Regions from separate parts of the Homo sapiens genome. Here region 2 is linked to region 1. Evidence: chromatin loops called from intact Hi-C (ENCODE). Cell type or tissue: A673. All regions are shown on one strand.

The links. A loop is a pair of places that touch in the nucleus more often than their neighbours do. Peaks named below come from ENCODE experiments on the same cell type or tissue, not always from the same donor. Only the 100,000 strongest peaks of a DNase experiment are listed, where the experiment ranks them.
Region 2: a loop joins it to region 1, with 2.0 times the contacts of the local background. A loop is called at or near these places in 5 of 110 quality-filtered maps.

Annotation. Positions count from the first base shown.
Region 1 is chr3:25,572,504-25,580,503 of GRCh38, forward strand. All of the region lies in intron 4 of RARB (retinoic acid receptor beta), which reads left to right. Among named protein-coding and RNA genes, the nearest start is that of TOP2B, 88 kb to the right of the region's middle. RefSeq lists enhancers at 426-954, 955-1,482. In A673, CTCF peaks have their summits at 4,777 (motif pointing right) and 4,977; a DNase peak (open chromatin) is centred at 1,188; H3K27ac peaks cover 427 bases.
Region 2 is chr3:25,449,516-25,457,515 of GRCh38, forward strand. The region is part of intron 1 of RARB (retinoic acid receptor beta); the gene reads left to right. Among named protein-coding and RNA genes, the nearest start is that of RARB, 25 kb to the left of the region's middle. RefSeq lists enhancers at 900-1,400, 4,981-5,605, 5,704-6,244. In A673, no CTCF peak of the experiment used is centred here; DNase peaks (open chromatin) are centred at 4,796, 4,946 and 6,496; H3K4me3 peaks cover 1,507 bases; H3K27ac peaks cover 3,004 bases.

The DNA.
Region 1 (8,000 bases):
AGGTGAGACTTGAACCTAAACAGTCTGACTCCAGGGCAGCTCTTTTAACCAGTATACTATACACAGAATCCCTTGAGAGGGTTGCCAAAAAGGGAGAATGGAAGCTGGGGCCATTGGCGGCATCTAGCTAGGAGGAGAGAGCTGTGACCCAGGAATAAATCAATCTTGTAGCTCCAAGAAAGTCAGAGGAAAAGAGATGAGAGTGGGGAGGTCTTCCTGAAAGAGGAGACTTTTGATCCAGGTCATGAGGTGAGCGACTTTATATGGCAATACCTAGGGCCAGTAACTGCTACATCAGGGTCCCCCTCCGCCTCCTCCAGGTGGTATCTTAGCATAGCCAAGTCAATCCCCAGACCCTGACTCACCTAGTAATCAGGTGAAACAGCTCCCACTCTAACCTGGAGGAGGGCAGGACAAACACAACGTACAGCATTTGCCGCTCCTGGAACATGCGCCCTGGTGTGACCGGGATTCCTACAGGATGGCTCACATGTGAGGCATTGCCACTCCTGCGAGCGGTCCCTCACCACTGATGAGCAGAACGTGGAGAGATAAACCCCCCCAGCTTCCTTATTCGTTGGGCAGGATACTCTTAGGTATCCTCTAAACCACGTCCCAGAGTTTCCCAACTAGATCGAGCTCTGACTGCCCACAGTGATGATCTCCGCTGGCCGCCTTCCTTCCCTGCCCACTCTGTTCTTCCAGTGCTTCCTGGGATCTCCTCCCACATAAACTATCGTGCATTCCAATTCTAGTCTCAGCCTCGGCTTCTGGCCTAAGAGAGAGAGGCTTCCCTGCAGGCCTCCAGGGCCCTTTCCTATCCACCCCAATATGGGGGTGAGTCACCCCCAGTCCTCAACTGGGGCCCACCCTCCTAAACACATTGTGGAGACTTCTTGTACCTCCCAGTCAGGCAGAAAAACAGAAACACGATTTTATCTCTAGAGCGTGGCCCTTCACTACTGGGCATCCTTCCGGAGGCCTGCTGCCCACCGCGGGGTGGAGGGCGCTCTGAGCCAGTCTCGCAGCTGACCGTGCTCTTCATTTGTACTATCTCTCCCCAGATCTAGCTGTGTTTTTATTGTGAGCCACTTAAAATCCTTTCTGGAAGTCGGTGGTATAAATAAATAACAGCAGCCATAACACATTCTCTGCAAGCTCTTAGTTCGGAGTTGAGCATTTTTAAAAAGAGCTTTTTTTAGACAGGCAGTTGCTTCCACGGCAGGAAACTTCCTGTCATCTTCACCAGAGTGGCATCCCTGTCAGATGCCTTTGGAATTAGTGGGCAGAGAGGAATAAGAAAGGCAGCCAACTGCGCATCTACAGATCTTTGAAAGAGTAGTTCCTTTTTCTTCCCTAATTAGGGTGGATTTGGGACAAATGGTTGGGTCCCCGGAGACCGCAGGAATGGCTGGAAGAGGCAGAAACATATCCCCACCACCCCCACCTCAGGCCAGGGCAGGGCACTCACCCACAATCTTCAGAGCTAGTATCCCTGGGAAGGTTTCTACCCAATGACCCTCCGCCGCCATAAAAGGAGAGAGGGTGGATTCCCTGTGGAAAGGTGGAAAGCAGGAGAGAAGCTATTTATAGATGAGCTTTCCAAAATAGAATCAGGACTGAACCAGAGGTAACATCCTCGCTCTGAGGACGTGTTCTCCGCTTCCTTAGGGTGAACCCTAGTGAGTATCATTTGGGCTTTAGGGCCTCATAAATTCAAGCTCAACTCTTATCCCTGCTACTTAGGAGTCATGTGACTTTGGAAAGTTACATCATCATTTGCACCTCAGCTCCTTCATCTGTATAATGGGAGTTTTAAAAACATCCACCTCCTGCCTGGAGGGTTCCATGAGAAAAATATATGGAGCGCCTTGCACAGTTTCCGGCACAGAGGAGTCGTGCCGAATGTGCAGCTCTCCTCCTCTCCACCCCATCATAAATGTCTTGTCATTTTTTCGAGCCACATGCCCAGGTTCTGTAAACTAGCGTGGGTGTGACAGTGGGACAGATTTCCAGGTGGTGTAGCCCCCACCCCCAGCTCGTGCTGTCTGCTCCGGGCCGCCTCTGCTCCCGGCCTCCCACTGCTCTGCCGTGTGCGGGCCGCTCATCACCAGGTGGGGCCTGGCGGGAGGTAAGCTGTCCTCCGAGGGGCTTGTGAATATGAACTATGAAGATTTAAGAAGCCCTTAACCTGCTCAGAAAAATGACCACAAACAGAATTATTAACCACGAAAGACTTTCCAGGAGACATACCATAGAAAAGGAAGGCTGTTTTGAGCACTTGTCATGGGTGGACTCGGTGCGCTTTTTGGAAACTAACATTTGCCATCAACCAGAGGAGCAGAACCTGGAACTCGGGGAGCTCGGGCTGCCAGGAGAGATGCATCAGGAGGGATAGAAGGTCAGTGGGGGCCACGAAACCCGAGTTCCAGTCCCCACTGTCACCTCACAGCTGTCTGACTTTGAGCCAGTTGTTAACTTAGTGAGCCTCAGTTTCTTGCTAGTAAACACACCTGTGCTGCCAGTATCACCCAGCAGCGGTCCCCAACCTTCTTGGCACCAGGGACCAGTTTCATGGAAGAGAATTTTTCCATAGATGCTGGGCTTGGGGATAGTTTCAGGATGAAACTCATGAAGGACAACTTAGATCCCTCGCATGCGCACTTTGCAGTAGGGTTCATGTTCCTATGAGAATGTAATGCCGCCGCTGATCTGAAGGAGGTGGAGTTCTGGCGATAACGCTCGCTCCTGGCCACTCACCTCCTGCCGTGCGGCCCAGTTCCTAGCAGGACACCGACCAGTACCCATCCACGACCCAGGGCTTGGGGACCCCTGACCTAGACCATTCTTTCATGTTGCAACAAACAATGACTGCATACCTACTGTGTTAGTTTCCTAGGGCTGCTGGAACAAAATAATACAAACTGGGTGGCTTGAGACAACATTATTTGATCGCATTTCTGGAAGCTAGAAGTCCAAAATCAAGGTGTGTGCATGGCCACGCTGTCTCTGACAGCTCTGGGAGAGAGCCCTTTCTTGCCTCTTGTAGCTTCTGGCGTGGAAGGCAGTGCTTGTAGTTGCATGACACCAATCCTCCGTCTTCTCATGGTCATCTTCTCCCTGTGTTTCTTCACATCGTCTTCTCTCTATGCATGTCAACCTCTGTCCAGATTTCCACATTTTTTTTTATAAGGGCACCAAGTCATACTGGATTAGGGCCCACCCTAATTACCTCATTTTAACTTGATTACCCCTATAAAGACACTATTTTCAAATAGCGTCACATTCTGACATACTCGGGCTAGGATTTCAACACATCTTTTTGAGGAACACAGTTTAACCCGTAACAAACAGTAACACCTAGTGAGTGCAGAACTGGAGTGCATGGATGTTACCTTTCCATGCTTGCCGCTCTCTGCAAAGTCTAGCTGGAGATCAAATTTTGTCACAAGTGTTGTGAGTATTTAGAAACCTCTGGCAGCACACATAAGTCCTGATCTTTTGAAGAAAAATGTTCTGTAGGCACTGTGCTAAGTACCCACATTCTTCCTCAGTGATGGAATAAGGGAAAGACGTTCCCAGCAAAAGCAATAGCATGAACACGGCACAGGGTTTCACAGGGATGGGGCTGGGTGGGAGGGAGGCAGAGCTAAGTTTGAGGAGGTAGGTCAGGGCTAGCTTCCTAGGGGCTTTGGGTGCTGGGATAAGGTGTGTGAACATTAGCCCTAGGGAGCCAAGGGAAGTTTCTAGTCATGAGAAAAAGCAGTTCGAAGAAGGTGGTGCCTAGCTGCTGTGTCTGGCTGGAAGGCTTCGGCAGGGACACAGGGCAGGGCTTTTGATCTTTCTCAGATATGCCCTGCAGCTCCAGAAGGCATTCGTGGCCCCTTCCAGCAGCTGGGACCACTCCAGAATTCTAGCATTTCTTGGACATCCTCTAGGGCCTTGGACTATACCCACCACCCCACCCCTGCACTCGACCAAGGCCCCAGATCTCTGAACCCCAGGAGTGAAGGGGCTGCAGATGGATAGATGGTCCTTTCCAAGGTCATGTCCCAGCTCAGGAATCTTAGACGATGGTGGTCCAGGAGCACGCCTGAAACGTGACCTCCAGGGGAATCCTGCGGCATCACTCTTGCTTTTTAGCCAGGCTGCTAGGAAATACTCGAAAGATTCTAGAGACCCTCCCTACCTGCCCTCTCCCATTGCCCTTTGCTCGAAGCCCTCTCTAGCCACAGGCTGCACCATGCCTTTAAGATCACGCCCTCCTGTCTACCCAGAGCTACAGGGTGGCTGCCAAGCTGCCTTCTCCCCACCTGTTGGAGGCATCTGGTCCTAAGGAAAATGCTGCAGGCGTGTTGGGGGCCTTCTCCTCTCTTCTCTTCTGTTGGGGGCAGACGTTCCCGAAGCCATGCTCTCATAGTGCCTAGATAATGTGTGTATTGACCACAAAGAGATGTTGGCCGGCACATAACATTCTCTTCATAGCTGTGCTGGAGCTCTTGTAGCCACCTGATGGAAGCATCCAGAGATTCCAATAAGGAGGGAGATCACAGATGCAACCACAGGCTTTAGGAGTCAGGAAGTTCTAACCAGAAAGTAGAAATATGTGAGGAACCAGTAGGGAGGGGGTGACGTGGTGCACTGGTGGGAAGCCTAAACACCCCAACCCAACTGTGTGGGTGAATCCCACACCCTCCGGTTCGCCCGCGGGATCTTGCACAAATGATTGCACTTCTGTGGGCCTTCGCTTCCTCATCAGCCAAATGGGGACCATAATGGTGCCTACCGCATGGGGGCGCTGTGAAAAGTAAAGAGAGTCGGTGATCGTTAAGCATGTAGAACAGTGCCTGGCACGAGGCAAGCCCTAGAAAAAGGGGTGGTTACATGCAAAAACATACAAAATGCAGGAATTGAATGTGGGTGACAGGGATGGTCTGCAAATTGAACTTGAAAGGACATCAGTCTCCAGGATGGTGGAAGGATTTCAGGCCTAAGGAAGAAGGAGGCACTTCCATGGATATACCCAACATTGCCACAGAATTTTAATTCTTTATTTCTTTAATGAAAATTTACATTTCCTTCTTAACTTTGAAAAAAAAGCCAGAACGCTTGAACAAACCACTGTAATACCCAGGAGCTGCCTCCAGTGGGATTTAAAGATGCTGGTGATTCCACTTTCCTTTATGGGTCTTGTTCTGAAAGTCCTGCCAGTCCAGGAAGGCAGCCCGTTGCAGCAGAGAACCAAACCAGCAGAAGAAAGGGATCCATTTGCGTGGCAAAACTTGCCATTTAATTGGATTTCATAGTAGGGTTGGGCTTTTCTGCTGCTTAAGATGGCCCTGGGGGGCCATGGGCGCGACCCTCCATATATGGGCCACCACGCGGCATCCTGGGGAGGCGCTGCAGCTCCTGTAGCCCCTGCCGAAGAGGGGACCTCCTCTGGAAGCCCTGGCCAGACTCTCAGTCGGCAGCAGATGGAGGAGAGCCCCTTGCCCTTCTGGCTTGGCTGTTTTCCTCATCAGCCTGCCTCATACTCACAGCAAGGGTCACTCCTCACCACCCCACTTTCTGCTTCTCCTTCTCTGTTGGTTTTCCTCCCTGCACACTCAGAAATGCTGCTGAAAATCCACGCTTCGCTGGTGCTCCCCACAGCCGCCTTCATTACCAACCCAAGCAGGCCAGGGCTCTCCATTTGCCGCAGCTGGAAGATAATATATAAGCCATTTGAAGCCTCATGCCTATGAATCCAGCAGCCAGTATAATAAAACACCAGGTTATTTTGTGTTTTATTAACTGCCTCTTCCCTTCAGTTTGCATAATAGTGAGTTAGATTTACATGCCGTTAAGACGGCTGTGCATTATTTTTAATAGAAGGTACGACAGGCTCCTCTCTCTCAGCCCTGGCGCGTGATAAAGTTACCTCATGCAATGTTGATGAAGGTTTCGTTCACACTTGCTGGGTCGGGGCAATGTCTTTTTTTCCAGATGGATACTCTATTGTAAAATGATTTCCCTCCATAAGCTTGACTCTCCGTCCCTCTCTTCCGTGTCATCTTCCTACGAACCGGATAAACTGCCTATTAAATTTAATTACGGCCCAAATGGCCACACATCTTGATCTCATGTTCCCTCAAGTGTACTGTATACCACCAAGGTCCTTGAGGAAGGAATAAAATAAATCTGGAGGATGCATGTCTACTCTCCACAAGGAACGTCGTGGAAGGCAAAGTTGACCACCTTCGTTTTTACAGTGTCTGTGGCACCTCGTGCAAACTCTTCTTTCTGGCTTTCCATGCAGACGTTCAAAGCAAGAGCTAGTTTTATTCACTTCCTGTAGACTGATTTTAACTGAGGTGGGGAACTAAAGATATCAGTTTGAGAAACACAGTACCTCTCCTGAGCTGTTTACATTTGTCAGAGAACCAAACGTCAGCCTTTTGTTGGATAGTAAATTACAAATATCTCATCATTTTATCTGTAAATATCTTAATATGTATTCTAAATGAAAGAAGCTCCTGCAAACGAAAGTAAAGCATCAGTGCCATTATTACCATCCTAAAATAAAATGATCTCTAACACCTAATAGCTCATATTTCTGGTTTTCTCATATATATCACCACCTCTTTACAGTTTATTTTTTGAATTAAAATTTAGATAAGGTTTACACCATGCAATTGGTTGTCAGTTTTCTCAGTATCTTAAGTCAGGTTTATTGCAGTATATTTTACATAATGTAATTTTTATCTTTTTTAAAGGTATAGTTTGATGAGTGTGATAAAAGTATACAGTCACATAACCTGACTCCAGTCAAGATGTAGAATATTTCCATTGCTCCAGAGAGTTTCCTTGTGCACCTGTGGTCAGTCCCCACCTGCCTTCCCGCTCCTGGAAAACCACTGAACTGTTCTCAATCACTATAGTTTTGCCTTTTCCAGAACGTCATATAAATGGAATCGTTTTGAGTATGGGCGTTTTATGTCTGCCTTCTTTGGTTTAGCATGCTTCCAAGGTTTATCCATGTTGTAGCATGTATTACAGTTTCCTTCCTTATTAACGCTACCTAGCATTTTCATTGCAAAGTTGTAATCACAATTTATTTATCCACCCATCAGTTAATGAGCATTTGGGTTGAGTTGCTTTCAATCTATAGATTTCTCTCTCCACTTGTTTTTCTCTCTTGCAATGTTCTTATTGAAGAAACCAGTTCATTGGTTTTGTGGATTTTCTGGCATTCTGGATGTTGATAGCTGTACCCACTTTGTGTAGTTTACCGTGTCCCTGGATTTCCTGAGGTTATCTAGAGTCTCAGTCAGATTCAAGTTTGATTTCTGGCCAGAATATTTCATGGGTGGTGGTGTGTTTTTCCATCAGGACATCAGCATGACAGGTGGCGTGTTTTTAAGAGATTAACAAGTACTGATGGTCAATGCTTAGAGCCATTCATTCATCAGAGTTAGAAAATGGTGACTCCTCATTCCTTTCTTGTTTGTTAGCTGGATAACTGCATACAGAGATACTTCCTCTCCTCTGTTACTTGATTATCCAGTGGTACAGGCATAAGATTTTAAGTGTTTTAAAAGGATGAATCCGACCGGACACAGTGGCTCACGCCTGTAATCCCAGCACTTTGGGAGGCCGAGGCGGGTGAATCATGAGGTCAGGAGATCGAGACCATCCTGGCTAACACGGTGAAACCCTGGCTCTGCTAAAAATACAAAAGGTTAGCTGGGCATGGTGGCACACGCCTGTAATCCCAGCTACTTGGGAAGCTGAGGCAGGAGAATCGTTTGAACCCGGGAGGTGGAGGTTGCAGTGAGCTGAGATCGTGCTACTGCACTCCAGCCTGGGTGACAGAGCGAGACTCCGTCTCACACACACAAAAAAAGGATGAATCCAGGCTAAAAAAAATGTAGCTGTCCCACCAACAACCTGCCTGCTCAAGGCTGACATGTCACCCCCTCTAATTGGAAACACATTGAATTTCTCCCCTCCTATAGAGC
Region 2 (8,000 bases), 120 kb before region 1:
AGGGACAGCTGCTTGTGACAGGAGTTCTGCACAGTCCTAAGAGGGGATGTCATAGTCTTCTCTCAACATGGGGGTCAGACCCATTCCCTTGAACTTAAGACCATTTAAGTTCAAATCCATGCTTTTTATTTAGCAGCTGTATGGCCTTGAACAAGTTACCTAACCACATTATACCTCTGGTTTCTTCTTGCCTGTCAAAAAGAAATAGTAAAACTAGACTAGCAATCTCTTTCTCTCTCTCTTTTTTTTTTTTTTAGACGGAGTCCTGCTGTGTTGCCCAGGCTAGAGTGCAATGGTGCGATCTCGGCTCACTGCAACCTCCACCTCCTGGGTTCAAGCAATTCTCCTGCCCCAGCCTCCCGAGTAACTGAGATTACAGGCGCACGCCACCACAAATTTTTTTTGTGTGTATTTTTAGTAGAGATGGGGTTTCACTACGTTGGCCAGGCTGGTCTCAAACTTCTGTCCTCAAGTGATCCACCCGCCACAACCTCCCAAGTGCTGGGATTACAGGCTTAAGCCACTGCGCCTGGCCAAGACTAGCTCTCTTATTGGGTCACTCTGGGGATCAGATGTACTAATAGATGAAAAATGCTTAGAGTAGAGTGAAGGAGCATGACTAGCCTACAGTATATGCTCCATGAGTGTTAGTGATTACTATTGTTGAAATGTTTGACTAGACTCTGGAGATGGTTCTGTTGTTTTCTGTGGTGACCATATTAGTCGCATTATTGATACGGACTTAATCCACTTTTCCCCAGATAATAAATAATAATTAATAAATTTCTAATAATAAAGCATTAGCTATTATTTTTACATGTTTTTATACTTTTTATAGTTTACAAAGTGTAAATCCTGCAATGTAGTAAGCGTGGTTGTCATCTCAATTTTTCTGAGGATCAGGAAGGATAAGTGACTGCTAGTAAGAGGCAGAATTAGGAACTGAGCTCATACCATCTGCATTGTAGGACTCTGCAGTTTCCATTTCTCCAGAGCTGTAGTATTTTCTTTGTTGTCCCCACTCTTTGGTCCCAGAGTCTCCCCACCAGTAGTATCCTCAGCCTAGATCAGTGTTTTTCAACCTCAGCACTATCTATAATTGGGGCCAGATAATTCTTTGTTGTGTAGGAGGGGCCTGTCCTGGGCATTGTGAGATGTTTTGTAGCATCCCTGGCCTCTACCTACTAGATGCCAGGAGCAGCCCCCAATTGTGACAGCCAGAAATGTCTCCTGATGTTGCAGAATGTCCCGTGAGAGACAAAATGGTGCTGGCTAAAAACCCCTACCCGGCCGGGTGCGGTGGCTCACGCCTGTAATCTCAGCACTTTGGGAGGCCAAGGAGGAGGATCACCTGAGGTCAGGAGTTCGAGACGAGCCTGGCTAACATGGTGAAACCCGGTTTCCACTAAAAATACAAAAAAATAGCCGGGCGTGGTGGCGCACATTTATTAATTCCAACTACTTGGGAGGCTGAGGCAGGAGAATCTCTTGATCCCGGGAGGCGGAGGTTGCAGTGAGCTGAGATCGTGCCATGGCATGGCTGCCCATGCCAGGTTGGGCAACAAGAGCAAAACTCCATCTCAGAAAAAAAACAAAAAAAACCCTGCCCTAGATTAAGGAAGGTGGAAGGGAAATGTGTTTGTGGGAGGAGGGGAAAAGTGGAGGTGAAGGTTGGCTATCATTTATTGAGCACTTACTGTGTGTCAGGCAAATTGCAAACGTTGTCTCTGGTTTACCAACAGAAATCAGGATTATCTGCATTTTCAGCAAAGAAGGACTAGGGCTCAGAGAAATAAAACTCTATGGCCATTTGTAAGTGGCAGAAGAGAGATTCAAATTCAGGTCCACCTGGCAGCAAAGCTTACCACTTTCCCGTCACCTCCTCCACACAATTTTATGCAGGCTCATGGCATTTTCTTTCTTTTTAGGAACCAAGAAAACCCACACAGTGAGGATTAAATCGGTTTCAAAGTTATTTTGAGGCTGTTCATATGGTGCATACCTGTAAGAAACAAAACAGAAAAATTTCTTTGCAGCAAAATTCTGAGTAAGCCAAGCATTATTTTATTGAGAAAAAGAGGGTTTTGGCTAAATTCTAGTGTAATCAATCATACTTGAACTTCCTTAGATCTTAGACGAGTGGCAAGGTATGTGACAAAGCATAATTTCATTGTTGTCTTCCAAGTATTTCCCTTTTGGTTTTCTGTCAGACTGGTACTAATGTGGTTTTCAAATAGATATATAGTACATAAGCAACGAATGTGTGTGTGGATATCTGAAATGAATGTGAATGTGTGTATCTGAAATGATATACATGTTAATGCTCCTGTTTTAATCTACTCTGTGTGCAGGAAATTCGATCAGATAAAATAATGTCATTTATTAGTGTGATAGTTCCTTTTGTAAATATTATGGGAATCCCGATAGAAGATAGAAGTGAAATATGGAACTGAGTGAGTTGATGTTGAGAAAAACTCTTCAGGGGACCTCAATATTGCAAAGCAATTAGCTTCGTCTACACATGACTCCCGAGACCTGTTCTAGCATTTGTTCACTTAATGCAGTTTCATTTCTGATGCCTCCACGTTCAGATCATTAATAAGCAGTTAGATGTGTCGGCCTGTTAAGTGACTGTAAGAGAGGATTTATTTGAACACTGGCATAAGCTATCTTAGTATGTCCTAGAAAATAGTGATAGAAAACGTGTTTAAAATGTCATGCAAAACAACCTATGAGATATTTTTGAATATATTCCTTGTGGTGAGAACACATATTATCAAAATGAAATGTTGGTGTTGAACGTGTCATGGTACCTTATGAAAATATGACAGCACTTCCCGTGGTAAAAGCCAGTCCCAGGAATAACTTCTATTGCTGGCCGTAAGCCCAGACAGGTGTAGCTACAACACAGAGTGATTAGTGGGTCCTGAGTCTTACTCTCTTTCTAAGGCCCAAACTATCTTGTCAAATTTAACCATATCTTGAATGGAATCAGTGTTTGGAAAGTTATAACCGTGAGTTAAAAGCAAGAGAATTACAAAGTTCTGCACTTCTCAAATTTGAGTAAGTAGGCCTGACCAGAGCAAACCCTGTGACCTTCCCAGACTAGGAAACAAATCAGGGAGATGGAAAATGAGAATTTAAAAAGCGGGGGGGGTTTGGTGAGATAATAGTAAACATATTAAGTCATTTACATCTCATTTATAAAGTCTGAAAGGATTGTTGTGTTTTAAATTTCCTAATTCTAAGGTGCTCAGTTCTCCCTCTCCTCATGGTATGGGGGAAGGAGTAAATGAACTAATGTCTATTAAGCACTTTGCATGGTCCCTAACACAGTAGGCGCTCAGTAAATAGTAATTACTATTAGTTCAGGCTCTTCTGGTACAACTTTGAACACACTGCCAACTAAAAGCCACTGCCAAAGTTCTGTGAGAGTGAACGAAGACTTCTGGTTTATGGTAAGCATAAACACACACAGCCTGAAGATCTTAATGCATTAAGTACTTAACAAGGTGGAGTATTTAGTAAGGACCTGTGCAAAGGGCAAGTTGACAGAGTTCTGATGCTAAATTAACTCAGCAAAATGGGATTACAGGAAGGTTAGGACAATAACAAGACATTTTTTATGTTAGGGTGTCTCAGACATCAATGTGCGTAAAAATGATCAAGGGGTCTTGTTAGGATGCCTATTCTGATTCTGCATTTCTGGGGTGGGGCCAAGATTCTGCTTTTTTTTTTTTTTTTTTTTTTTGAGACAGTTTCGCTCTTGCTGTGCAGGCTGGGGTGCAATGGCACGATCTCGGCTCACTGCAACCTCCGCCTCCCGGGTTCAAGCGATTCTCCTGCCTCAGCCTCCCGAGTAGCTGGGATTACAGGCATGCATCATCACGCCTAGCTAATTTTGTATTTTTAGTAGAGATGGGGTTTCTCCATGTTGGTCAGGCTGGTCTTGAACTCCCGACCTCAGGTGATCTTCCCACCTTGGATTAAGTGCTGGGATTACAGGCATGAGCCACTGTGCCCGGCCAAGATTCTGCATTTTAACAAGTTTCCAGGTGATGCTGATGCTGCTTGTCCAGGACCACACTTTGCTGAGCAAGGCTTTATTAAAGACTCAAAACCAAATTCTTTCCCCCAGCCCTTCCTTTTGTCTCCTGCCTATGTTCAGCACCTGTTTCATATGTGGTCAGAATAGCAGAGTTTCTCACAACCCAGCTCCAGCCCTCGGCCAGGATCCCTGGTGACCCCGGCAAACACACACTTCTTTAGGGTCACGGGCAGGTTACTGAGTCAAGACTGCCAAAGCCCAACAATGATATTTTCCTTCACTCCCCATCGTCCTCCCTCTCTAGCCACCCCAAACCCGGGACTAATCTTGGAGCTGCTTAATAATAACAAAGCCAGCAGCAGAGTAAGGCAAGATTTCAAAGCAGAGTTTTTCTTGTTTGGCAATTACCTAATTCAGGATGCGATTCACAGATTTGCAAAACCCATGTGTGTGGAAACCGTTTCTCCTGAAAGATGATTAAAAGCAGATCCTCTCCTGAAAAGGCGACATAAAAATTAAGTGAGTGACAGTATGGAGTCTTCCCGTGCCCCAAATGTTTGGATGCATATAAATTACATTTTACTAAAATGTCTACACACGAGTTCATACACGCATGCGCACACGCAAATAGCGGAGAATCTGGTTCTAATTACTTGTACTTTAGTTGAACTTTGGCGTTTCCTTTGAATCTCTCCCTAATGTATGTGAGCTGTAGGCTTTGCAGTCCTGCAGTGAATCCACAGAAAAAGGGAGAAAAAAATCCAGATAGGCTCTCTTTGGTGCCAACACAAATGAAGTCCAAACGAACATTTTGACCAAACGCAACTTTGCTCTTCTTCCTTAATTAGCTGAAATTACTCCCTTCCACTGGGATTCGGAGCTCTGGGCTCAAAATTCCCCTGGGGCCATGCAGGAAATGTCTTTTGCTTTATAACTCCTTTTTCTTTTAAAGCTCAGCTGCCCAGAGAGTGCATTAAAATACTGTCTTAATCACAGAAGGTTCTAGTAAAAAGGCTAGGCTTTCCTAATGCATGATGCCTGCCTGCCTGTAATCAGGCCCAACCTAAAATCCTGAAATCTGTCAACATCGTTTTAGCCAGCCGTAAATTAGCTCTCACAAAGAAAAAAAAAAAAGTATACTGAGCTCTCTTAAAAATGTTATCTGCTACTTAATCTAACCTTTAGAAAAATGCCAAGCATGTAAGGAATTGTGAAGGGAGCTATTGTCGAAGACTTTCTGTGTGTTTAAATGACACTCAGGTGTGTTGTAACAACAAGGACATTTATACTGTGTTTTCTCAGGTGAGTTAAATTCGTAAGTGCCAAGTCCTCTTAACAGGCAGCAATGTTAATTTCTTTTCTTTTGGGAATGAATCAACCCAAGAGCTGTGGCAGTGTTTAAGAAAGCTTCGTCAGTGGGAACTCGGGAATTCTGCTTTTGTACCATCCCAGTCGGTGGAGATTTTGTTTAGCTTTGTTTTTGTTTTGTCTGCAAACAACCTCTGAGTTTGAAGTCCTTTTAGAGGACTGTTTCTCAAAATGCAATCCGGAGACCTGTGCCCGTCCGCAAGGAGAGAAGTTCAGACATTGAGAGCAAGTGTTTCAAAACTTTTGGAGCAATTTGACAGGGTAATTTTATGTCCATTAAATCTAATTTTTTTTAAAGAGTTGGAGCTTGTGCTTTGGACGTCGTTGTTTTTCCTTAACTCCTATTTCCTGGAGATTCATTTGTATTGAATTTGATCAATCCATGAGGGATTGGGGGAAAGACTAAGAAATGGTGCTTCACCATTGATAGTCTGAAAAGCACGAATTTAAAGCAAATGTCCTTCTCCCTAACCTCAAGAATTCCCCTGCTGCAGGCCACACTTTGAGGAACATTGATTTAAAAGCAATGAGTCCCATGACTAATTTATTGTACAAGGAAGGGGATTCTAGCTTTGTTTTCCTTAGTGATAGTTATCTGTATGTTGTGGGGGTGGAGATGTCTAAAATAGGGGCTAGCAGCTTCCGAGGACAATGCTGCAGATTTGGTTCATTCTCATCTTCCCTGAGGCTCACTGTCTCCACTCATGTGCGCAGTTCAGAGCAGCCCTCTCAGCATCACTGGTGCTGACTGTGCTCTGGGCGGGGACCCACAGAGCCAAGCATCCATCTCACCCGAGTAGCAGAAGTTCCTCTGACTTGCCCATTCCCTGACGAAGCAGGGAAGCCCATCTGGTTAGCAGTTTGGATGCCACATTGGAGGCTGCTGCTTGTTGGGCATTCAAGCAGCAAACAGAACTGAGTAAGTCCATAAGTAGGCAAGGAAATAAATAAAAGCAGGAGACAAAAAGCAGATCCGAATTATTCCTCTAAGACTGCTTCTCCAAACTGAAATCACATCAGGATGGCTGCAGTGTAGTTGTTTTATTGAATGACACAAGCCTCTTTTCCCCCTGGGAAGTCTAAAAACTGCTTTTTTGGCCTGCCTGAGATCGCTGAATGAGCTAATACAGAACACATTGTCTGCTGAGCCGGCAGAGTTTTCAAGCAAAAATTTTATCATTCCATAGACTGATTGTGCTTGCCTGCAATAAGGAACAAAATGTTTGAGGCCTCTCAAGGGCATTTGATGAATCTAACTCTAATTTAAAGGGACTAATAGATTATTGATTTAAGCAGGATGACAGTGAACAGATCAATGGCTGAGCACTCTGTATCTGCCTTAAATACCAAAAATGACTGGTAAAAGGAAAGCCATGGGCTGTCCCCCTGCTTATTTCCCACTGACTTTCTTGGGGGGTGGAGGAAGGCAAAAAAAGAAAAGGACCTCTGATAAACTTTGCCAAAGTATGTTTTTGCTACCTTACCAAAAAGGCAAGAGATTGCATTAAAGTACAAATCTTTTATATTGATGCCATATCCTGGTTTCCTGGTTGTAATTCTAGAATTTGTCTTGGCATGTTCGCCTGAGGCTAGCTTTGGTGATCTGACAGACTATACCACTGATTTTTTTTTTTTTTTTTTTTTTTTTGCCTTGCATTGTTCTCAGTGTTATAGGCCACATAGAGGAAATAAAAGACCACTGACCATCAATTCTGAGGGTGATATTTGAATATATATATATATATATATATAGAGAGAGAGAGAGAGAGAGAGAGAGAGAGAGAGAGTCAAATACTTAATTTTTTACTACCAGTGGGAAAATTTTTCCAAAGATGATTTTTTTTGGGGATCGTACATAACGTTTTTCCCTTTCTGTTTTTGTGGCATTTGTAGCATTCAAATTATGTTCATTTATGGCATTTGCAGGATTCAAATTATAAAAACAGTAGAAAGAACCAATTTATCATTTAAAAACATAGCCCAGTCACTTCCTCTTGGAAGGCTCCCTTGATTTCTCCTGGGATAAATAAGGCCTATAGTTCACTCTGACATTATATTAGTGGTTCCCAAACTACTTCAGTTTGGATTCGCCTGGGAATACTTTTTATTATTTTTATTTTTTGTTTTGTTTTTCTGTTTTAAATCTTACAGTCAGCCAAAAGGGAATTTTTTTTAAAATGGCAATTCCTAGCTCCATTCTCAGACATTCTGGCATAATAGATCTGGGATACAACTTGGTCATTAGGACGTTAAAAAGCTCCCCAGCTGGTTCTAGTGTGCAGCCAAGTTTGGAACCCACTGTATTATCATTGTTGGTTTATTCTCTATTAGGCCAAATTTGTCAAGGATAAGGGATTATGTACTATCATTGCCCATAGCGTATAACACAATGCCTGGCATGTTATGTCACTCAGCCAAACAAATGATTGAACACATGAACAGTCTGAGAATCTATTGTACTCACATGAGAAAGTTCCTAGAATTATTGGTGAAATCACCACCACCTAAATAAAAGGCCAGGGCTCTCACTATTGATTACTTACAATAGAACATTTTCGTTCATGGCAACTGTTCAGGAAAAGCC